Regions from separate parts of the Mus musculus genome. Here regions 1, 2, 4 and 5 are each linked to region 3. The links are chromatin loops, found by intact Hi-C in ENCODE. Cell type or tissue: left cerebral cortex. All regions are shown on one strand.

Region 1 (5,000 bases), 1.5 Mb after region 3:
ACAGAATCGATGAGAGAAATCAATTTAAAAATTCAAACATTTTTAGAATGTCATTTTTTATATTAACTACTATATCCTTGATAAAACAAAAGCTAATATAAATTTTTATTTATTATGTAACATACTTTTCAGCTCTAGGTCACTTTCAGATTTCAAAAGTATAAAAATTAAAGAAAATCAATGATCACTGTATTAATTTTAAAAGCCCATATTTATAGAATTTTGAAAAATTGCTTTTCTTACCTTAATGCTAAGGGAGTTTTTTCTTTAACTCTCCCCAGTACAAGACATTCATAAGGCTTTTTGTGTGGAGAATCCAACGGGAACACAAACTCTCCTGAATTTGTGATCTGAAAGGAAGGAACCAAGAAAAGCCATTATTTTTTACCATCATTATATTTTCCAGCAAAAAGAGAAGTTATTAAACCTCTAGGCTAGTATTGTCCAATAAAAAATATTATATGAGCCACAAATGCAAGCCACCTATATAATTTTAAATTCTCTAGTAGTAACATTAGGAAGAAGTTAAAAAAAATAGAATGCAAGGTAATTTCCCTTAACTGCACTTAATCTAGCATGTCTGAAACAGAATTTCCACATGCAATCAGTTTTAAAAGGTATCATGTTGTATGATTTATTTTCCTCCATAGTGGGTCTTTCAAGTCCAGCACACATTTAACACTCAACAGTACCTCTCTATCTGAAGGGCACAAGTCAAGTACTGGAGAGCTACAAGTCACGGCAGCTACCATACTGGACAATGTAGCTATAAGGTGTGTTTGAACACTCACATGGCATGGATACTTTAAATATATTGTATTGTCATCTCGCACATAAACAACCTCTACTTTTTATGATTACTTGCTCCTGGAAACCAGGTCATCGTTAGTTCAGTCATTAATTCAACCGGCCATGTGACCAAGTAGTTAAAAATAAATCCTTCCACAGTTTAGATAGCAGAATGTCAGAGTCACAGTTTAGTCAGGGAAGAAAGTGGGATAGGTGATGAGGTAGAAAGGACCTGGTGCGGAGGCTGGCTCTTGGTGCTATAAATTCTAGCCTGGCAACTTAACAGGATCCTATCTCCAAAATAAAATAAACCTAGAAGGAACCTGGAAGCCTAAAAGGCAGCTAACCATGGTTACATAGGTTCATGGTCATCCTTGTCTACATAGCAAGTTCAAGACAGTGTGGGTTACAGGAGACCCCGTATCAAGGTGAAAAAAACCGAGAATGACAGATTCTTGGTCCCTGCACCTTCCCGTCCTCTCCACAGTGCTCTTGCTGATCCTTGTCCTCATCCCCATAAATAGGGAGAAACTATGGGTAATGCAAAGGGCAATGAGATTCTGGTGTACAGAGGAGAGAATGAAGGTAAGGCAGCCCTAACTTCCTATTCATTCAACTACAGTTGCAGGATATTCCATCACAGGATCACAGGGTGAACCCCAAGACTGCGTTATTTACTGGAAAAATAATCCATTAATCCAAGAGCTTTCTGCTTGAATATTGTATACAGGGTTAAATAAAGTCAACCATAGGTCAAGAGGCAGAGCAAGCAATCAGTTGATAGGAAGTGAACATAGGATTATTAAGGAAAAAACCATAGAGATTAAGAGTCAGGAGGACAGACAGACACACAGTTTGAAAGAGGTTTTTTGAGATGGTGTGAGAGAGGGGATTTCTTGTAGGATGACCGCTAAGGAGGAAGGTCAGCTGGGTGCTTTCTCTGTCTCTTTGATCTAGCAGACCTTCACCCTAGCATCTGGCTCCCAAGTCTTCATTAGTAAAATTGAATGATTAAGATTTTGTTTTAAAAAAAACAACAGGCCAGCAGTTTGGGAGCCCACTACAGAGACAAGGGATAAACACCTTGAGAGCAGGAAGACTGGTGTTCAGATACAAAGCATGAACAGTTCTTGTCAGAGCCTGAGGAGGACAGCAGTGCCGTGGACACACTGAGAACAGTCAGCATCTTCCTGGAAGTGAAAAGTGATGCTGAGATAACAGACAAGCTAACTTTTGAACTCACTTTTACCCAGTACCACTCTGCAACAACTTCCACAGACCACGAAGGATATAGTTCCTCCTTCACAAAACACAGATGTTTCTGCCTGTTGGTCACCCAAGTAACAATGAGACAGTCAGCAGCAGCCAGTTTAGGGATAGGCATTCGCTTTATCTGCTGTGGTGATAAACTACTGTACCTAAAAATAAACAACAAAAAAAAAACACTGTAATAAAATCACTGCAAGAAAGACATATAAGCAGGTAAAAGACCCCACAAATACAAAGGTCTAGGAGCCGCTCACATGCAGCTAAATATGGAGTCACACTGACACCTGGTGGACTCACTGGCACTTACACATGTACCAACTTTTCTATCTTCCTAGTTTTAAATTGTCAAGCTGTATGGCTTTTGTTTTTTAATTTCATATGATTTGCATTTCGGTAATTTTACAACATCTAATATGCGTTTTCTCTCATTCAAAATTAAACAAATACTGTCTGGATTTCATCATCCTGTGTGTCACAGGAGCCCCATCAGAGTGAGCTTGAAACTAACTGATGTCCCAATAACCAAATGACACAAAAGAAGCACTGACTCTGAGGCCAGGGATGCAAGAGTGGGATGACTTCAGCAAGGAGCCTTGCCCCTCTGTAAACCTCAAGTGTGTAAGCCTCAAACATGTAAACCTCAAGTGTGTAAGTCTCAAATGTGTAAGCCTCATATCTTACACACACTGCTGACCCCTAGGTCACCTATGACCTCACACAACCTCATGTTCCCTTTACAGTTTCAAGGCCCTGTCTACCACTGCACTCCTATCTTCCTGTTCAATCAGTTCCACTGGACTCTCTCAAGCCTTCATATTCTGTCTCATCTTATAGGTCCATTGTCTTATGCCTCCTGGCCATTAATAATATAAAAGAAACTTGTTTGGCTAAACCACATAACTTGATCTATAAATATCCAAACAAATACAACTCTTTCTCCAACATTCCCCATACAAGTGGAGATGACAAACTGTATTCTAATGTCCCATTATTGCTTCTAGACTCTTTCAACTTTGGCAAAACCTCCTCTTCTCTTTAAGAAGTACATTACCCAGCCACACTAACACCAAACCTTCTTCAATGAACACATTTTGTCCTCACTCTCAATATTCAGTGTGCTGAATCTCTGAGATCCCTCTACCTCAAAAAGGAAAACTTTGACTCTATTCTTAGCAACTTCAAAGCACAGCCCATATAATGTACACTCAACTGTTAATCTGCCTACACAAACAACTACACTCAGCCTCCAAAACCCCATTCCAATTACATAAGCTAGGCCTTGTCATCATGCATGCATGTGATGTGTGCATGTGCATATACATGCACACAATAGGAACTGAATGCAGGGCCTGTGCATGCAAAGCACATACTCCATCACTGAAGTATCCCCCTATACATACCAATACCACAATGGAATTCAATTTCTTCATACATATAAATGAAGTGAAGGAAAACACAGAGCAAAAGAAACTTTGAATCTATTCTCAAGTTCTTAAAACAATCATAGATTCTTTTATCTATCCATGGTTAAATACTGTAAAATCCTTACCGCTTTTCAGGTCCTCTGCCCATGCCTTGGCAGATGAAGTTATCTCAGACTTTAGTTAAAATAAAAGCCACCAAGTTTCTTCACCTACCAAATTATCTCTTCCCTCTTTATATACTTCATCTATCTACATCAACACACCTTCTCTACAGGGAAATATATGACATTCTTTACTAACGTTTATCCTTCCAACACTGTCTTCTCATTTATATATTCTGACATCCTGTAATGCCAACCACTCACCTGCTTCTGCATCTTTAACCCCTGTGGTAGTTCACTATAAACCTGTAAGCATTCTTGAATTATACAAAAGAAAAGAAGACAAGGGAAATGAAAGAGATGAAGAAAGAAGGGAGAAGAGAGGATGTATCAGGCTTCTTAAAATAATTTGTTTGTTCATTGATATAGATGTGTGCCTATTGTAGGATGTGTGTGGAGGTCAGAGAACAATTTGAAAGAGTCAGTTCTTTGCTTCCATCATGTGAATTTCAGGAACTAAAGTCAGATCATCAGACTTGGTAGAGATTGTGATTTGCCAGTGAGTCATCTTGAAGGCCCAAGTATTGTTTTAACCCTGGACAGTCTCCCACCAATGATGAGACAGCACCTCTGCTGGCTCATTGTTGAGTGTTCAGTCTGGATTGTGGTGCTATTCTAAAGACAAAAGAACCTTAAGGATGGAGACTGGCTGGCTGAGATAGATTAATAGGAGGGATGAGGGATCTTGGAAAGCTAAGCCCACCCCAGGGTCCCAACCTAGTGCTCTCTACTTCCTGTCTGCTGCTACATGCTCCTAAAGCTGTGAAAAGAGATACCAGCCTTTCCTAATATGATGGACTGAGATCTCTAAAAGCATGAGGCAAGCTCACCTTTCCTTCTGTAAGCCGCATCTAATGGGGATTTTGTCAATTTCTTCCTTTCAGTAACTAGGCTAGGAACACATGGACTTAAGTCTTCCCATTTCCTCCACTTTGTTTCATTCCTCAATCAACTCTGAAGAAACGTGTGCAACTCTACTCACTTAGAAAAAAAGAATGAGTCTCCCAGAGGGCAGGCTCAAGCATCTGGTTTCTGATGTAGGTAACACTACATTAAAGGAGTCAGGAACGGCTAACAACCCTTTCTTATTAAGCAAATACATGAAAGAACCCAGACTGTGTGTCCCCTGGACTCCTGACTTCCACCATCACACTCCCAGCACAGCAGTAGCTGGTATCTCAAATTTTTAAGGATAGATTCATCACAGGGCACAGCAACTTTATACCTAGGTTTAAGTGTCCAAGAGAACTGAAATGTATTTCCATAGCTAGCTGAACTACAAGGTTTGAACCCACTTTTAAACCAACTATTCCTCTCTAAAATCACCTTCGACTCAACAATCCGTCAGAAAGTTTCA
Region 2 (5,000 bases), 570 kb after region 3:
CTTAAATGAATAAAGAATAAATCTTTTGTTCACATCATTGTGTATGTGTCTTGCTCCTTAAAAAGTCTTCTCACTAATTCAAATACTTGAACATCCTTTTTCCCTTGGATTTTATATCTGTTCTCTTGTGTCACCTCCTGTTAAATTCTATTTCTTCTTCTGTAACTAAAAAGAGTCATACACATAGGCATTTAACAGTTTTTTAACTTATTGTAAACTATATATACACAGAGTAATATGTATATTTTATATTCACAAAGAATAATTCCTAATACCTATTTTCTCATACTCAGCTAATTTGAATTGTTGATACAAAGAATGCCTTCTAAAAGGTGAATTTCGCTGCCTGCTCCCCTCTGCCCAATAGCAGCTGCTCTGTAAATGGTGCTACTTGGAATCTGTCCTCCAGGGGCATCTTGCATGATATATGATAGGACATAGAAGAATTAGCAGAGTTCAACTCAGATATGATTTGTAGCACATCAGGTCAAGAGTTAAATTGTAGGTCTGGGAGCCACATGTGTCTGCAGAACAATTTTTATTGACCCAACCAGGGGTTAATAACATCCATCAAGTGGTGCACAGACAGTTATTTGATATTTTCTGGCTGTAGTGAGAGTTCCACTGACACCTCTAGACATTATCAACAACTGTCTCCATGTTTGCTATCCTTTCCTCATCGTGAAAACTCATTTATGATCAGATGATTTGACTGAGCGACTCTGGTCTTTTAAAAACTATGTTAGTAAAAGAGGTAGCTTCAAGCTACCATTTCCAGTTTTTCTTATATTGTTGGGCAAGATGATATAAAGGTATGTGTGTTTCTAAAAAAAAGCACATCCTCCCTTGGCTATCTAAGATTCAAATATTCGTTTGAAAGAAGATATACATGAATAGGAAATATTCAAATATCTTTTTTAAAGGGACTGCTTTAGAATTCAGAGTCCACTGAAATTTAAGTGAACTTGTGCTGAATTTTAAGAACTATCCATCGGTCTTTTGCAAACGTTTGCTTTTCCCCCTCATTTTTAAAAAAGAAATGTTCTAAATCCCTAGTAGCCACAGAGAAAGAATACCCAGCAAAGAAAATGTATTTCTTCATTTTTTATTTGTTGTTTTACTTCCTGTACATAATCATCCTCCTAACTATGCAGAGCAATTACACTGGTACATATGAAAATTCATATATTTCTGAGCTTAGCTCCATGGATTAATAAATCCTTTACTAATTTGGAATTATGCTTCATGAGTTCATTTAGTAATATTTCACTTGCTGAATAATAGTAAACAAGTATTTCAACCAACTATAATATCTTGGCAAATATTTGCTGACGATTTATGTAGTGGGTACTATAATAAATCTTTCTCTCTCTCTCTTTTTTTTTGATGGTTTTTTTTGGGGGGGGATAGTTTTTGTTTGTGTTTGTTTTTTTCAAGACAGGGTTTCTCTGTATAGCCCTGGCTGTCCTGGAACTCACTTTGTAGACCAGGCTCTTTCTTGATTGTCTTTATTTTAAATAGAAAATACGTGTCATATATTTTTTGTATTATAGGAAGCTACTTACTGCAAATTAAAGACAAGTTTCTGGTAACTCATACCAACCAAATATGTAAAGAAAATACATGCCACCTCTTATTCATCTTTCTTTTCAGAAAATTTAACACTTTTAAAGTTTGTATCTTTTATAGGATAATATATTTACTATGACTCTTTCAAAATTGGGTAATTTGGGTTTATTTTTCATTATACTTTGCAAAAAATAGATTAACCATTCATTATGGTATACATAAGGCAACATAAGATCATAATATTAAATATAAACAATCCTAAACTATAAAATACCTAGGAGAGAAATTAACATGGAGACCATATTTTATGTATATACTTTTATTTAATTTTTTTCATTCAATATGTTTTGATTATACTCTTTTTCTTCCCCAGATTCATTCAGGATATTTCTGAGAACCTATTGATTCAAATTCATGTTTCTCTCTCCAATAAAAAATTAAAATCAAAACAAACAAAAAACCATTACACAAAACTCCCACAAAACATGTATTTTACCATTTAAAATAAAGACAATAACTGATTTGCTAAAAGTCAGTTTGTGAGGACGTTTGTCAAATTTATTCTTTCATATTTATTGAAATACCTAATTTATGGTTTTCAGAAATTTTATAACAGAACTAGCATCTTTTCTCTTTTCCATTTTTTTTTCAAAACCAATATCCCAACTACTGGCACATGTAGTTAATAAATAGACAAACACAGCAGAGTATAGCATCCAGAAATCAAACCATCTAAGTACAATCAATAGATTTTGACAGTAGTACAGGAAACTGAAAAGGATTTAAGCAAATACTCTATCAATAAGTTACAACCCAAGAAAATTTCACATAACATTTATATTTTAGAGCACTAGCTATAAATATCACTTCTCCTGTGATAAACCACCTGCACTTTCCCTTTGCTGAAGAAACAGAATCTCTCCATAAGTATTTTAGACAAAATGCAAGTGACCATGGTCAAAAAGGATTGTCAAAGTAACTGTTTCTGATAGGATTTATTATATGTGTTATATTATGATCAACAATGCATCTTCAATATAGTCAACTAGTTTACATCTACTTTTTCTTCTTCATAACTAAGGGCTAGGTAAAAATGTTGTACACTTTTCCAAAAGCCATGATGTAAGTGCCCTACACTGCTATATGGGCTTCATCAGCTTGTTTTCCATTAAGATAAATGAGCCTTTGTTAGCTTCCTTTCTGCTAGCTTTCAAGGCTGTGTGAGCTCTTCAAAGATTTGAACTTCCTTCAAATGATCACAAGGTGGCAGTGTATCAGAGTTTAAAGGAGAATGCTAAATGTCTGCAGTATGTTGGCAGTTGCTTGGGATGTAAACGTTGTAATTGATTGGTAGATATTTCAACAAAGGAAAACTGCACAAGTTTTTATAACCTCATTAGAAACTTAAAGCCTATGCTATATTTCTAGTTACACAGTTTTTCTTTATTTTCTGTTTTCCCGAGGAAAGGCTGGTCTAGAAGTAATGATCCTTCTACCTCATCCATGAGTACTGGGTGTGCAACATGTGATTGTGCCTAGATTGTTCTTTCCCTCTATAATCTACAAAGGAAAAAACTTACTTCAAGATATAGGCATATATCAATTTTTGTATTTTCTATATGAAACACAGGTAGTTTTGCATGAATTTCTTAGGTGGAAACATTTGTCAGGTCACTACTATGTTTTCAGCTTGTATACTTTCCTTCCAGAAGTCATAATAGAATTCATCTAGTGATAGAAATAATATTAGGAAATAATAAGATTGTTATGGTGATCTTAAAATTGAATACTTCTTAACTATAACTTTTAAATCATTATTGTAGAAATGACTGATATTTTTATTCATATGATCTTTTTATTTTATAATTATTTCTTTCATCATCTTATCTTTTTGAGTTATAAATATCTTTCTCCAAAATCATTAAGAGAACTTTCTTTAAAGAGGAGTATTATGGACCTGATAGTTCATATAGATAAAGAATGAGCAAGGGGTGGCATTTAGAACATCATATGCTTTGGATGTAATTTTTAATAAGCTTTTGTCTCCATGCAGTGCATTAAGAATTTCCTAATAATATTCAAATGATAACAAGGAAGACCTTTCTGAGAAGGGCATATACAGATATATCCTTAGACTAATCAAAGACTTGAGGGCATAATCATATTGTTTTTGTGTGTTATCTTTAAACTCACATATTATTTCAAAATGTTTCTTCATTGCTTTCCATAAGGCTGCCAATTTTCTTGGGAAAAAAATCATCTGATGAATTCAATTTGTTTTACATTTTATTCTCTTCAATTTATCTCTTGCATGAAATATTTTTCTAACTTAATTTTATTTACATAGTATGCCCTTGTAATACTTCTTATAAATATATACTTTTCCATTAAATTTGGTATATGCTGCTGAGAACAGATAATAGGAAACTTTGAACTCTTTACTCTATATAGATATTGCTTAGCATATAAAAAAATGTTGAATCATCTTCTAAAATCTAATGACACAATCTTTGGAATATTCATCTTATCATAGAAAGTAGTTTTCTCTCTCTTTTTTTTCTTCTTTTTCTTCTTTTCTTTTTCTTCTCTTTCTTTCTTTCTTCCTTCCTTTCTTCCTTCCTTCCTTCCTTCCTTCCTTCCTTTCTTTCTTTCTTTCTTTCTTTCTTTCTTTCTTTCTTTCTTTCTTTCTTTCTTTCTTTCTTTCTTTCTTTCTTTCTTTCTTTCTTTCTTTCTTTTCTGAGTCAGAGTTTCTCTGTATAGCCCTGGCTGTCCAAGAACTCACTTTGTAGACCAGGCTGGCCTCAAACTCAGAAATCCACCTGCCTCTGCCTCCCAAGTGCTAGGATTAAAGGCGTGCACCATCACTACTCGGCCAGTTTTTTGTTTTTTTCTTTTCAATTCCAGACAGAATCAGAAATATTATTTTAAAAATGTTTGGTTTTTTATTATATATTTTCTTTATTTACATTTATTTCATTTTTTCATTGTTTTTATTTATTTTTATTAGATATTTTCTTTATTTACATTTCAAATGTTATCCTCTTTTCTAGTTTCCCCTATAAAAATCCCTTATCCTTTCCCCCCCCCTCCGTCCCTTCCCCCCAACCCACCCACTTCCACTTCCTGGCCGTGGTATTCCCCTATATTGGGGCATAAAACCTTCACAGGACCAAGGGCCTCTCTTCCCATTGATGACCAACTAGGCCATCCTCTGCTACATATGTAGCTAGAGTCATGAGTCCCACCATGTGCTTTCTTTGATTGGTGGTTTAGTCCCAGGGAGCACTAGGGGTACTAGTTAATTCATATTGTTGTTCCTTCTATGAGGCTGCAAACCCTTCAGCTCCCTGGGATTTTTCTCTAGCTCCTTCATTGGGGAAACCTGTGCTTCATCCAGTGGTTGGCTGTGAGCATTCACTTCTGTATTTGTT
Region 3 (5,000 bases):
TTGTGCTCAGCTAATTTAGTCTTAGGAGAGATGTATATAGAATTGTTGAAATTATCTAACTCCTCAACACAAAGAATACTTCCTGGTTTTATTTCTTGTGTTATCTATTTTGTGTCTCAAAAATTGGCTTTTTTTTTTTTTTTTTTTTTTTTTTTTTTTTGCCATGTGAGCATGCAATTCGTTTCTTGGATTAGAGAGAAGTGCTTTACTCATGTGGTTTGGAAAGGCTTCCTTTCCTAGTTGTTTTCAGAGTGGGAGGCACTCCAGTCTGAAGGTCAGAGAAGTCATGACACATTATGGGCAAGCTCATCATCTCCTTACTTCACAATGATTTCAGAAGAGCATGATGCAGGCAGCAATGTAAGTCTTGGTCATGATGTTCGGTGGCAGAACATTTGGGTTTCCCTACAGGTGGAATCAGTAGGAAGTGAGTCATTAGTCATTGCATTTTTTGAAAAAGTAAGAAGAGAAAAAGTTTAGAGTGAAATTGAATACAGGCTTATAATTCACTTCTGTCATCCACAAGGGAGGATGATGTTCTGCATTAAGCTTGTTCACCAAAAAGGCTCACAAGAGCATGGTTCTTATGCTAAGTGCCAATTAGAAGAGAATAGAAAGAAAACACGTGGTTCTTGAAGTCTTTATTGGATATTATTTACGTTATGAATGTGTAAAGATGCATTGTGCAAACACATCTTTTTTTGTATGACTAAAGATTCTGATGGAGAAGTGCATAGAGACAGTGGTGGTAATGGGCAATGTGGAGAGCTAAGTAGTTAAGGAATGGGAAAAGGACACAGGAAATAATGAGTGCTCTTAATGGGTCAGGAGGAAAGGAATAGAAATCGCCTTACCTGAGAAACTGAGCTCCACTTCACTGGTCTGCACAAGAGCAGATAGTTTAATTTGCCATGGGTTTGCTGGATCCAGATTCCCATTCAACAAATTTCCCAAGTGGAGATGATTTCAAGAGTTGGAATCTGAGTGACAGACAAGACCCTTCAAATGCCGTTGTGTTTAGTAATGGGAAACCCTTTGCAAAGTCAAACTCTGACTAGGAGTTGTATTTCAAAAGACCAAAATCTGTCTCAATACAAAAATCTACTTCTTTGAAGGTAAAAAATTCTTTGAATTGAGTGATTCAGTGTTCAAGACTCCCACATCAGAAATGCAGATGTGTGGGGAGAAACAATTCAGGGGTGCATTAATTTGATTTTTAGCTTGTTCAATGTTTTGGATTAAAACTTGTTTTCAGATCTAAAGGACTAACAGGACAAACAGGAGCTAACACATTAGGAATTTGAAATTAAGGGCCTTTCCTTGTTTCCAATAAACATGTCTGAAGAGTGTTTTTCAGGTAAGTCAGTCATGGCTTAGCCTCAGATACCTTTAGTTGTTGCCTGTTGGAGAACAGTGGTGAGAGCTTGCATTCCAAGATGTTGTGGGTATTCATATTTTCTATAATAATATGATTCTAGCTAATATAGCATTCCTAGATTTCATAATCTGGAGAAAAGTTGACAGCTTGGGAAGTCTAACAAATCATGAGGATGAAGAGAAAGGAGTATGGGTGTTGGACAGAAGGCTTTCCATTCTTCTGTACTATCAAAATAGAAAAATCACAAGGCTTTTCCCTCCACATACTCCACATACTCCTCCTTTTCTCTTCTCCCTAGTCTTCCCAGGAACAGCTGTTTAGTTGAGGGTCTCTTGTATTTGTGCCCAGGCTCCTTCCTGCGTCTTAGTCCAAGTTGCCACATGCATTCCTAAATTAGCAAATGTATGTGGCTGGCTTTGGTCTCCTATCCAGTCTTTGCTGGCATACTAGTTTCTGTGGACAGTATTGGGTGAGAAGCTTTCTTGCCTGCTTTTTGCCTGATGGTTGCTTACTGCACATAGGTTCAAAACTGCAAACTCAAAAGCCTCCGAGATACAGCAGCTTTAAGATTGCACTGAAGCATCCCTGAAATTAACGGCAAATATTCTCTCTTGTGAGGAGTAATTAGGAAGCCAGCGTTGGTCTTTGAACCAAAGCAGAAAGGGCTCAGTGAATGGCTTTGACCAAGTAGGATGCAGTTCCAAACCCACACAGCTCTCAAGACCTCAACACACATAGGTTTCTAATTTTTCTTTTCCACAACCTTCCTCAATTTCCAACGACCAAGGGTTCAGCCTTCTTTCCTCCCCTCAATATTTTTGATTAGGGGCTCAGTCCAGAACTGAGTCCAGAACTGCTTCCCTGATCTCCAGACACCAAGCACACCTAATTAAAGATTGCCATTGGCCATGAAAATATCTGTGAAACGAGCCTGTATGGGATCAAGGATTTTTAGTCCTCTAGGCAGGGCTAGGTGGACTTCAGAAAGTGCCAAGAAAGACAAGGTCTCTGGAGTTTACTCACCAATAATCTCAAATTCTCTACTGAGTTTTTCACTCTACTGAATGGGATTGACTTCAAGTTGTATGATTTTGGGGTACCCAGGCCCAGGGAGTAAGAGTGTCAACAACCCAGATACTCCATTGAACTGGACGCAAGCTAGTGCTTTTGAAGGCTTGCTTACTTTTCTTTCTTCCTTCCTTTCTTTCTTCCTTCCTTTCTTTCTTTCTTTCTTTCTGTCTGTCTGTCTGTCTGTCTGTCTTTCTTTCTTTCTTTCTTTCTTTCTTTCTTTCTTTCTTTCTTTCTTTCTTTCTTTCGTGTTCACCACAACTCCTAGCTACATTTATTTCTTGCTTATTTTTCTTGCTTGTGGGTTTTGCCTTTAACAGACCTTGAAGTCAACCAAACTCCCCACATGGTGGCTCTCTTGACTAAAAAGTTGGGCATTGAATTGTAAATTTTAAATGCGTAGTCCTGGAGATTTTTAAATGTCTTTCCAGATGGAACTCATTTCAGAATTCAAGTGGGAGGCAAAAGTGGGAATTTTAATGGAGTTCACCTTTGACTCAAAAGTCAGGAGAACCACTGTAGGCAATAGTTTTGGACAAGTTTGTTATGAAAAGCAGTCCTGCTGGATTATCTTTCCTGTTCACTGCAAGCTCTTTGTGTGAGGGCCAGGAAAGGTGGACGCTGAATATGTAGTTCAGGGATGTAGTCACCCCAACCTAAGATAGCAGACAGATATAATATAACACAAAGAGAAACATCCCCTGTGTAGAAGTAGTTTGTTGATAGTATTCAATCTAAAGCTAGGAGGAAACTAAGAGGAGACAGGCAGCTTTGGATCATTCAAAGTCAGGAAATAAGGAAAATTTTTGATAATTGGGGAAAGTATTAAACCTCAAACAAAGGTGATAATAGCATTAAAAGTGAGAAATACTGTGGCTTGGAAAAAGTACTCAGGACTAACAGCTTATTTAAACTTATTTAAACCCAAATCACAGTATAGGCAGCAGCACTCGTACTTAATTCTCTCTCTCTCTCTCTCTCTCTCTCTCTCTCTCTCTCTCTCTCTCTCTCTCTCTCACTGTGTGTGTGTGTGAGAGAGAGAGAGAGAGAGAGAGAGAGCTTCAGATAGTAAAAATGCACACTAACTGTTATTGATGCTTCTATTTTCCCTTGAAAAGAAAGGCTCTCGAGATTTCCTAGTGGACCAGAAATTTCTGAATCTTCTGAAATTACTCAGGTGCTTAGAAGGTCCCCAGTGAATGTGATCTTTTCTCATTGCTTTCTTCTTTTCATTTTATTTTTAGTTAAAAATATTAACTATCCCCCAGGGAAGGGTTCCTGGTAGCAACCTTTATCAAGACAACTTGTGCAGGGAATCCTCCTGCATTCCGAGTCTATATTTCCCTAAACAGAATTCAACATGTAAGAGAAATTCAAGAGACACACGTCACACCCTCACAATCTTAAATTTTCAATTATTGCAGAAAACACAGTGACATGGTTTCAATTTTTAAAACTAGTAAGAGCCACGGAGAGTGTGAAAGTGTGTAGACAGGAAAGGTAAAGATCCATCTGAATACTAGGACTAACTCAGAAGAAAAAGCTTTGCACTGAGGCAGGGATTAAGCAGGTTCTGAGCACTGGGACATTCGTGGACACAGAATCCAAGGGAAGATTAATATGAACAGCGGGGTGATTTAGACAATGAACTCCCACAGTAAGAGCACCACTGCCAAAGCTTCAAATTTAGAGGCTGTGGTGAAAATTAAACCAGTGGCAAATTTCAACATTTGCAGCATCTGCGCCCAAATAGTTCAGCACCAAGAGCCTGGACAGCACCACAGGCTCTCATCCTAGTCTCATCCATCAATCTATTCAGAGACAGACTGTCAACCCAGCCAGACTCATTAGATATTTACTGAAAATCCTTATAATTCTTTCCTTTAAAACACAAAACGACTTCCATGTTTAGTAGCCTATTTGAAAAAGCATATGCAAGGAATTGAGAGATCAAAATTAAAATTATTAATAGGAGATCTTGATGGTGCTTAAATCTAGAGATCAGAGTTGTCATTGGTGGGGGTTGAGTGAAAATTAAGAAAAATTAGGGACTCAATAAAAACATGACTTCACCATTCTCTAAATTCTACGAGTTCTTTACTTGTCTTTGAGAAATCAGTGAAATCGAAAACCATCAAAATAATTGGACTTCTTAAAAATTGGATTGTGTGAGTGAAAGGTGTTTATCAGAAGCGGATGACTCCGGATCTTATCATCCTGGAGGACTGCACAGAATAGTTAATATGTTCCTTGAGGGACTAGGATGCTGACGTCTTTTACTGATACCGGATCATTACGTGACTGGGGGAGAAAAAAAAGGAAGTCATATCATGAATAAAAATCGGAGTGCAACAGTGCAACCAAAATATTCTGTACTTGAAGGCAGAAAGATGTTGACAAAGAGGTGTCTCCTGAAACCACGTTCGGACAGCTTATTTTGTTAACTGCATATATAAAAACGAGCAGAAGGCCAGTCACCTCTGTCAGCAGCAGAAGCAGCAGCATCTTCAGACGCAGCCTGAGACCTCAGAGCAGAGAAGGTGCCTCCGACTCC
Region 4 (5,000 bases), 1.4 Mb after region 3:
AATCTCCCAGTTCTGACCTTCTGCTGATGCAGGCACTGAGCAGCTCCCACGTCCATTCTGTAGATGAATTCTTAGCCATCTTTCTCAAAACGTTCACAGGTTGGTGTGGGGGACAGGCTTTAGCAGGTAATAATACATGCTACACAGAATATATTTTGGCATGTAAAGTCATTTCAGAGCCAGGAAAACAAGCCCTTCTTTTTGGTCAAATAGACCAATTAGGTTACAGGCACTGTCTGGAATCTCTGCAAGCATGAACTATATTTTGTTGTTTTTCTGTGAAAGTATTCCAGACTCAGTTGTGCTGGTTCAGTATCTATTACTTATTTCCAAGAGCTAAGCAGAATAGAGGCTCTGTGAGCTCTAATGAGACCTCAGGAAAGTATTCTGAAATGCCTCTAATCCTTCCTCATATTTTATCATTGCTCATATGCAGTCCTGTCACCATCATTAAGCTTCAAAGCTTTTCATAATAATTATTTTCATTGCCCATGGATTCTAAGTTCATTATGGCAAAAGATTAATTTGTTTTGCTTGCTTGCTTGCTTGCCTGCCTTGAGAATTTATCTTAAACTTCAAATATTTTTTGTTCTTGTTGTTTTATATTGAATTGTTGACTTATCCTTTCAAGCCCAGTTTTTTGATTGACTTACTATAGTAAGACAATGAAAGAAATTTAGGATGTGTTGGGTGATATTTTGCTTAATGGTTAGTTTAGTTCTGAAATTGGAACTAAAAATTAAAACTTCATGATATTTTTTTCAACACTGGGAATTGAACCCAGGCCTCCTGCATGCTAGGCAAGTGCTTGACTACTATAGCCATACCACCTTATCAGTGACACATTTAAACAAACTCATTGATAAGTACCTCCAGGCTCCATGAAGGACCAAGATTCAGGGTCCTTCTAAAATAATCCCTAATCCACCATTTCCCAGGTTCCCTGTGGGCTAATCAAGAACCCGGGGTGGGACAACCTCAGAAGCAACATGTTTGTAGTGTGACAAGGTACCTGGAAGAGAAGCCAGCCTCAAACAAGTGTCTGCAAGAGGACCTCGTGTTCAGTATTACCTTGCTGCATTTCTGTCTTCCTCCCTGTTTCTTTTCCTTCTCTTAAAAATGCACACATGATCTTCCCTGCCCCAAATCTCAAATTTAGTAAGCCCAAACCATCTTCTAATAAGGACATCCCATTCTAAAACCCAAGAGGTAATGTAGCTCCTATTATCCACATGTGAAATCAGAGGTTATGTAAGGTTCTTCGTTGCGGGAGCCGCTGTTACACCCAGGACACTATCATTTCCCGTTACTCTGCTACTAAATTAAGCAACACTCTCAAAAACAAGTTCATCTTACAGTTACCAAAACTGAGGATGGAAAGCAATTGCCACTTCCTGTAATGATCATACTGTCTGCCGCACGAGTTTTATTATGCAGCCCTGTGTGGGTTTTCTCTCTTTTATATTTAAACACAAATCATTGTGTCTCCTCAGAAGACACATTTCCTCCACTTCAGGCAGCAATGGAGAATGTCCCACTTGGAAGGCAGCTTTGGAAGATGTTCTTGCTTAATAAAATGTAATCTTCATTTGCATATGATTAATAGCACCCATACTTGTAAGTATATGCAACTGTCTCTCTCACCTTAAGGTACAAGAGTTAGACAAGGTTGTAAGTGCAGACAGGTGTTTTGAAAATATAAAAATCTCTTTAGTAAGCTGTATCAAAGTTCAAATTTTTAGCTAAAATCATTCTATAAAAAGTTATGTACTGCTATTGCATCCTTCTCTCCACCCAAATCAGCTGACTAGTTCTTAAATAGTAAGGTTTATATTTCAATCTCCCAACTCTGTTTTGAGATAGGAGCTCTACCAAAGTGGGGAGGCTTTCCCACAAACCAGCCCATCCAAGAGGATGTGCCTTTAATTCTTTCTGTTCTGGTGCTTTCCTATTAAGAAGGGATCATTGGTCTTAATCCTATCACAAAACAGTGAGAGTTCTCATTATTTTCACACACAAAAAAATTACAGCTTATGCTCCACCAAATCAGAATACCAAGCATTTGTAATAAGATCACTATCTCAAAAGAAAATCATCTAAGATATTAATAACCAGGCCCTGATGTAAAGCAACCTAGCAGAGGGTATATAAAGCATTGGGGGTGAAGGAGATATTTGCTATCTTTTACCTACACTCAAATTTTAGCTCTAGTTCATTTTAAATAGCTTCACTTCATTGTTTTGGATAGAGCAAACATAGAACTATGAATATACTTTACACCATGATTTTATTGCTTAACACTTTAATATTTTATAATTTCAAGACCATTTTACTGTTGAGTAACGTTTCTTTGAGCAGTACCATATGAAGCAAAGCATTTATCTCAACATAAATTCAGTGGAGACTTAACTATCCAAGTCACAGTTCCCATGCAACAGGACAACCTTTAAAGTCAGAGATCTGACTGTGGACCCAATCACTGTCCTAACTGTACTTTGTTTCTCAGACTTGTTCTTCCTTTGAGTCCTTCTTCCTTCCTGACATTTGAAGTTCATATAGGGGAAACCCAGATGATAATTATCTCAAATCAGAGCCACAGTTACCTGTTCACACAAAGATGAATGCTTCCAGTTTCAACAAACCCCCAAAAACCACATCTGAGAGAGTGAACAATCAAACCCAGTCATAGCTAGCACTGGATGCAATGTGTAACTCAATCGTAGCCAGCACCAGATGCTATGTGTGACTCTTTCCCCATCCTGCTTCTTCCCTGCATACTTCTACAGTTATTGTTGGAATCCAAAGCAGGGTTTAGAATGCTTGTCCCTCTCTTATCCTAGGAGGACAACCACAAAGTAAATTCCTATCCTAGTATGTTAATAATAGACTTTGAGAATCCCCCTTTGCGTTCTTAGTCTTACTTGTTAGAGAACTTAAACTCAAGGATAGTTTTAGTAGAGTGGGAGAAAAGAACAGGGCAGGTAAGCCATAAATCTGCACATCTCAGCAGCTTCTGGAGGAGAAGAATAGAACAGCAGAAGATTCTATGTACTTATATGTCAACTAAAAATATCTCCAACTCCAGTTCCAGGGGACCACATGCCCTCTTCTGGACTTCATGGGCACTGCATGCATCTGGTATACAGACAAAACACCCATACATATAAAATAAAAATAAATTTATTTTTCATAAAAAATAATAAGCTGTTGAGAAAACTATACAAACAGTACATTTTTATGAGGATTGAATAGTTAAACTTCATCGGCTGGTACACTCTGAGAACTACAAGCAGACTGTTCTAGCCATTTCCAGGGAGCTAATAACCCTAAAGAAGTCTGTGCCTTCTTTGGACAACCTTGCATGTCTGGGACAGAAGGAATGTGACCTGGAGGAGTTGCTATGGTCAAGAGTGGGCTCACTGTGAGTTCCACTCCAGAGGAAAGCCTGATCCAAAAGCAGGTCATCAGGGAGCAAACAGTCTCTGCTGCTTCTGTTTCCAGAGCTGTAGACACAGGCCCAGAGATAATAGACATGCCCTGCAAGTGGTCAATTACAATCTGTCTTCTAAGAAATGAAATTTAAGGACCCAAAGATGTGAAGAAAGTGTGGGACTCAGGGCCTCTTTGGGGACAAGCATTCCAGAGGGAAATTACAGGAAATGCTGCTGAAGGTTGGGGTTTCTAAGATTCCTGTTTTAGTGAGCCAGCTTTGCCTTCACTGTTCATAAAATGGCTCAAAATATAAAGTGCCTTCTTCTGCTCACATCAATCCCATGTGTATAATTTTAAAGATGCTGTGATTATGGACCGTGGATCATGGTTGTCATCCATTCACAGAAACTCAAGGAACTCATGCTACATTATTCCAATTATAGAAGAAACCTAATGGGCTATGCACAAGGAAAATTATAATTTTTTATTTTCTTCTATTACCTTTCCTCACTCTAAAAAAAAAGCCCTTGAATTCCAAAATAATAACATCTTTGTGAACAACTGAAACAAAGGTCGTTGGGAGATAGGACAATATTTCTTGTGAGTTTTTTTTTCTTTGTTTTATTTTCCTGTTTTTTTTTAATTAATGTTTTGAGTTGGCATACAAAGTAATGGACTTCATTAGAGCATTTTTATACAAGTGTGTCATTTTATACTGTGCTAGTTCATCTTCATGCCCTTTTCTCTGGCTCTCTTCCTCCTCTCAAACAGGCTCCTCCTCCTTTTTCTGTCACATGTTTTCATTACTCTGTTCTCTCCCACCCTCCATCTCACATACACACACACACAAAGAGAGAGAGAGAGAGAGAGAGAGAGAGAGAGAGAGAGAGAGAGAGAGAGAGAAAGTCTAGACTCATGAGGTTTTTGATTAACAGGAGAAACAATCAAATGTTACTAAAAGAAAAAAAAAACTCAGTTACTTTGCATTCTGCTTTCCTTCTTTGCCTTGCTATATAGCCCAGGCTGGCCTCCCTCAGATTCATGATCCTCCTAAGAAACCTCTCAATTACCAGAATAATAAGCATGCACTACCATGAATGATTGCTTGTGTACTTTTAAACTATACTCCCATATTTACGTAGAATATAAATCCATCTAGCCTATTACTTAGAAATATAAATTAACATGTACATGTTAGAATATAGGTTTTTTTTAAAAAATATGTGGCTACTGGAAGAAAAAATTATGATGCTTTTAAGTACACCAGTTACTGGATTAACATGTTCACAGAGAAGTAAGTAAAATGTTAACACGACAGTGTATTTTTTAGTCAAAATACTGCATATAAAATCTATGGCAATCAAGCTATCTCAAAAAATAATACCTACTTGCATATCAAGTTCTACTGCCCAAAGTTCAGGGGGTTTTATCACTTTCCTAAATAATTACCTTTTAAGAAATTGATTCAGTTGAGAGAATAACATGGAAACTATCTTTTTTGTTTTGAAACAGTAACTGTCTGTATGGCCTAGCCTGACCTGGAACTCACTGTCACCCTGCTTCCAGCC
Region 5 (5,000 bases), 340 kb after region 3:
CAAAAGACTTGGCTAGAGATGGCATGGAACGGTAGTGAAAATGATGAATGATGGGGGAAGTAAAGAAAAAGTAGAAGGTTGTAAAGTTCTCAAGCTGAGGAATTATAGGCCCTGGTCACTGGAATACTTCAAGAGAACTGATAAACTCTAAGGGCCGTGGATCTTGATACCCATGGCCTGTGAGCTGTAACCCTAGTTTCTACTAGGGGCTCTGGGTCATAATATCCGAAGCTTGTGAGCTGTACCACAAGCTGGATCTACAATGTCAAAACTGTAGAAAACTAAAGTGTTACATCCTTCAAATAATTATCTCTTAATTTGGGTTTTATAGACAGAAATAAAAAAGGAAAATTGTGCCAACAACCCACAAGAGATTATCTTATGGGGTATACTTTGAGAGTTCAAGTTGGATGTCAATGCGATACCTGCAGGGTAGACACCATAGCAGTTAACACTTTCAAAAGTTCAGGCATGCTGTAGCTCTTTTGACTGTACACTTCTACATGAAGTAGGTTTTGTCTTCATTGTCCTAATTTTCCAAGGCAGCTCAGCACCAGATTTATTTTTCAGATTCAGTTGAGGTGGACATCTAATTAATAGAGTTTTTATTGCTTTATTCTACTTGGTAAAACAGAATTTAGCTAATACTATAAATAAGCAAATTTGCTGTCCATGAAATTATGGTTAATTCAAATTATTCCATCTGTTTTCCTTTATTTAATTAATCTTGTATAGTTTATGCATGTACTAGATACTTTTCTAAGTGCTTGGGATACAACTGAATAAAAAGTTGTATATCTAAAAGTTGTACATTTTTATATTCTATCAGCGGTTGTAATTCATGTTGTAGAGATAATAAATAAATACATGATATAGGGAAGTAATAATACTAAGAATAAACACAGAGCCTAGAAATGTGAGCAGGTAAAAACAGAATATTATCTACTTAGAGTAAAGTCTCCTACGTAAACTTGTTTGTGAATACTTGTCATTTGAACCAAAACCCAAGTAAAGTGAAGAGAAAATGTCACACAGGTATAGGGGATGCTTCTGACATGAATAGCAAGTGGAGAGACCTTAGGGGTTCATGTGAAACTGTCCTGTTTGGATACAGCAGAACCCAATGTTTCTGAAGCAGCATAATGGATGGAAAGCATGATAGTTAAGACAGAATGAAAGTGGAAACAGAAACATATGAATGAAGACCTTATCCAGACTGGTTAAGTGGGATGAGACTGGAGTGTCTTACATTTAGAAATGGGAGACTATTATGTCCTTTACTTAAACTAACAAACAACAACAATACCCCAGTTTTGTGGCATAGGAAGAAAACAGACTGATTAAAGGGCTTCCAGAAAAATGAAATCTAAATGAGTGAAGAAAGTGAGATGGAACAACAGAGGAGAAGAAAATTTTAACAGGGCAAAAGAAGGATTTGTTTAGTTAGTTTGAACTTAGTTTAGGCTTCTACATGTGGAGTGAACTTTTGGGTGGCTCCTTAGTTAAGAAACAATAGTAAAGCTCTATTGCATTTCTCCTAATCTTACAACAAAATGTAGAATAAGAATCTACTGACTAAAGGAGCTAAGGAGGTTTGTAGCCCCATGGAGGGAACAACAGTGTCAACAGGACAGACCCCCTGGAGCTCCCTGGGACTGGACCACCAACCAAAGAATACACATGGAGCAACTCATGGCGCTGACCACATATGTGGCAAAAATGGCCTTGTTGGATATCAGTGGGAGGAGAGGCCCTTGGGCCTAAGTGTAGGGAAATGCCAGGGCAGGAGGGTGGGAGTGGGTGGGTGGGGGATCACCCTTATAGAGGCAGGGAGAATGGGGGATGGAAAAAACGGTTCCTGAGGGGGAGACCTGTGAAGGGGAAAGCATTTGAAATGTAAATAAAGAAAATATCCAATCAAAAATAAATAAATAAAAATAAAAAAGAATCCACTGACTATAAAGTAGGAACCCTAAAAGTAAGAATAGAACTTTGTTTAGTGCTATCTATGCCTGCTGAGGGAAGATCTGGCATCAGGAAGATCCAAAGGCCCCATCTTCAGGGCAGTAGTCCGAGATAGAGGCTCAGGATAGACCTAGTCTAGTAAGTTCTGTCTTCTTGTTGTACAGACTTGTGTTTGTCCTACATCATCACAGCCTTTATGGGCCTGTTAAATATCCCTGAGAATATATAGGTCCTTAAGAATAGAAGATTCATGAGAGATCAGCCTCTACTGGTACCCAGTCCACCTCTAATAATGTAGAATACTAAAATTAGAAGGATTCTGTTTATCAGAGTTAGAGTAGGAAGGAAACAGAGTGATGTGCTATGGAACTCAATGCCTGGATGCTGATTGACCCCCTGTGCCCAGTGCTGTTAAACAGTGCTAAGTGGTAGGCAGAGATATAGAAGCCTAGTCAGTCACATAGTATTTACTGCATCACCTGTCACTGATAATACTTGCTTTGGATATGAGCTCTGCTTAGCTGCAGGCAGACAAAAGTTGTATCAGCTTTGGTTCTATGATTCTGGTCCAGTGCTGTGTTGGTTTCAACAGGCTGTAGGTTCCATGTTATGGCCTGCTATTGTTATGTATAAGATTTTTTTTAACCTCACTATTCCCTGTCCTCCATACCACATTGTGGAAAGATTAACTGTCCATTTGGAGAAGGGTATGCTGAAGTAGTTGCTGTATAGAAGCCAAGGACCAATCTCTCTAAAGTGAGTCCAGACAGAATGTTGAGGTGTGTTACCATGTACTGGAGTAGAGGATGTGGTATTTGAACCTACCCTGGCCCAAAGTAAAGGCTTATAAGGAAGAACCACTTCTTTTAGACAGTTACCTTAGTTAATGTTGAACAAAACAACTTTAGGTTTGCAATCTAGCCTGGCATTTGATCACCCTCTAGTGCTGAGAAAATGACAAGACACTCAGGATAGATTTGGACATGCATAGATTTACTGTGCCATGTCATGATGAAATTGAGAAACAGTCTACAGGTTTAGAGAAAATAATAAAAGCTTACAATTCTACAACAATAGGTATAATATAGTCATAATATGTATAAACCATGGATAAACACATCAAATCCTTCATTGTGCAGATGCTTGTGAGTCAAAAGCATCAAGAACTGCCAGAGAACCATGACTTCACCTTACAGCCAAAGTAAGATGCCATTAAATAACCATACAGTAAGGAATGTATGCAAACTCTAAGGTTCAAAACACCTTTCTAAAGGAAACTCAAAAATCTCCAGAAAAATACTGAAATGATTCAGTATTCTAATAAAGAAAATGTAGAGAGCAAAAATACCGCAAGTCATTGCTTAAACTAAAGAGTACTCTGACTCAAGACATCGAACACAGTTTCAAAATTGTCAACAAATTATTAGTAGACCAAAATCCAGCAGCACATGAGAAGTATTATTCAGAATAATTAAGTAGAATTCACTCTATAGTCTAAGAAAGGTTCACCATATGTGATATCACCAATATCTTATCAATAGAGGAAACACAAAATCCATATTGCATACACTAGCAAGATTTTGCTGAAAGGACCCAGATATAGCTGTCTCTTGTGAGACTATACCAGGGCCTAGCAAACACAGAAGTGGATGCTCACAGTCAGCTATTGAATGGACCACAGTGCCCTCAATGGAGGAACTAGAGAAAGCACCCAAGGAATTAAAGGGAACTGCAACCCTATAGGTGGAACAACAATATGAACTAAGCAGTACCCCGGAGCTCTTGTCTCTAGCTGCATATGTATCAAAAGATGGCCTAGTCGGCCATCACTGCAAAGAGAGGCCCATTGGACTTGCAAACTTTATATGCCCCAGTACAGGGGAACGCCAGGGCCAAAAAGGGGGAGTGGGTGGGTAGGGGAGTGGGGGTGGGTGGGTATGGGGGACTTTTGGTATAGCATTGGAAATGTAAATGAGCTAAATACCTAATAAAAAATGGAAAAAATGCTATCTCATAAATACAGAAAAATCACTTGATGAGAGTCAGCATGGTTCCATGATAAAATGGAACAAATTATGCACAGAAAGCATGTATCTAAACAACAAGCCAAAATCTAACACAAAATGGAAGGGAGATTGAGCCATCCTCTTTAACAAATGAAATAAGGCAATAATGCCAAATTTTACAATTTTATTCAACATAATGCCAGAAGCTCTAGCCAGATGAAGAAGACAAAATTAAGTAGGACAGGCCATCTAGGTCATTTAGGCAAAGCTATGGTTCTCAATTGATACATATGCTCTTACATATAGACAATGTCCCCAAATCCACCAAAATGTATTATTAATAATAAAATATTAACAATTATTACTATTTATTAAAGTATTTTTAATTTAAAAAAATTATGTAAAAATAAAAAATAAAAATGAACCTAGATCTAAATAAGTATTTCTCAAAGGCACTCATAAGAAGCCATCAAAAACACATTCAAACCATGCATTATCAGGAAAATTCAAATCCAAGCCACTAAGAGATATTTCTTACTCTAGTTAGAATTATTGTCAGAAAAATAAATAAAAATTATTTTAATTAAAAATTAAAATTTATTCATAAGATATTAAATTATATTTGAATTATCATTAATAATTTTATTTGAATTATCATTAGTAATTAAATATTAGCCAGGCGGTGGTGGTACATACCTTTAGTCCCAGCACTTGGGAGGCAGAGGCAGGCAGATTTCTGATTTTGAGGCTAGCCTGGTCTACAGAGTGAGTTCCAGGACAGTCAGAGCTATACAGAGAAACCCTGTCTTGAAAAAAAAGGAACAACAAAACAAAACAACTAAATATTAATCATCTAATTTGGCAGTCTTGTTGTTTACAAAGCCAACATACAAAAAAACCAGCAGCATTACTATATAATGATTAAGTTATTTGGAAAAGAATATAAGGACATGAGTCTATTCAAAGTAGACAAAATGATCCAGAAATAAATTTAATCATTTATGAAAACTATGAAACGTTGATGAGAGC

The links. A loop is a pair of places that touch in the nucleus more often than their neighbours do. Peaks named below come from ENCODE experiments on the same cell type or tissue, not always from the same donor. Only the 100,000 strongest peaks of a DNase experiment are listed, where the experiment ranks them.
Region 1: a loop joins it to region 3, with 7 times the contacts of the local background. A loop is called at or near these places in 6 of 42 quality-filtered maps.
Region 2: it touches region 3 in a loop (3-fold over the local background); 3 of 42 quality-filtered maps call a loop at or near these places.
Region 4: it touches region 3 in a loop (3-fold over the local background); 3 of 42 quality-filtered maps call a loop at or near these places.
Region 5: a loop joins it to region 3, with 5 times the contacts of the local background. A loop is called at or near these places in 6 of 42 quality-filtered maps.

The regions. Positions count from the first base shown.
Region 1 is chr17:94,733,304-94,738,303 of GRCm38, forward strand. Mettl4 (methyltransferase like 4) reads right to left here. Exons shown (of 9, transcript NM_001357135.1): 6 at 2,033-2,207; 7 at 244-350. Among named protein-coding and RNA genes, the nearest start is that of Mettl4, 14 kb to the right of the region's middle. In left cerebral cortex, a CTCF peak has its summit at 2,339 (motif pointing left); DNase peaks (open chromatin) are centred at 1,982, 2,351, 2,677 and 3,299.
Region 2 is chr17:93,759,730-93,764,729 of GRCm38, forward strand. No RefSeq gene overlaps it. Among named protein-coding and RNA genes, the nearest start is that of Gm32512, 410 kb to the right of the region's middle. In left cerebral cortex, a CTCF peak has its summit at 2,823 (motif pointing right); DNase peaks (open chromatin) are centred at 2,552 and 2,825.
Region 3 is chr17:93,194,213-93,199,212 of GRCm38, forward strand. Adcyap1 (adenylate cyclase activating polypeptide 1) reads left to right here and starts at 4,956. Exons shown (of 5, transcript NM_009625.3): 1 at 4,956-5,000. Gm32465 (a long non-coding RNA gene) reads right to left here. Exons shown (of 3, transcript XR_385916.4): 2 at 855-980; 3 at 129-405. In left cerebral cortex, a CTCF peak has its summit at 2,797; DNase peaks (open chromatin) are centred at 2,833 and 3,893; H3K4me3 peaks cover 236 bases.
Region 4 is chr17:94,550,521-94,555,520 of GRCm38, forward strand. No RefSeq gene overlaps it. Among named protein-coding and RNA genes, the nearest start is that of Mettl4, 200 kb to the right of the region's middle. In left cerebral cortex, a CTCF peak has its summit at 3,112 (motif pointing left); DNase peaks (open chromatin) are centred at 1,328, 2,758 and 3,085.
Region 5 is chr17:93,529,829-93,534,828 of GRCm38, forward strand. No RefSeq gene overlaps it. Among named protein-coding and RNA genes, the nearest start is that of Gm25935, 290 kb to the left of the region's middle. In left cerebral cortex, a CTCF peak has its summit at 2,910; a DNase peak (open chromatin) is centred at 2,917.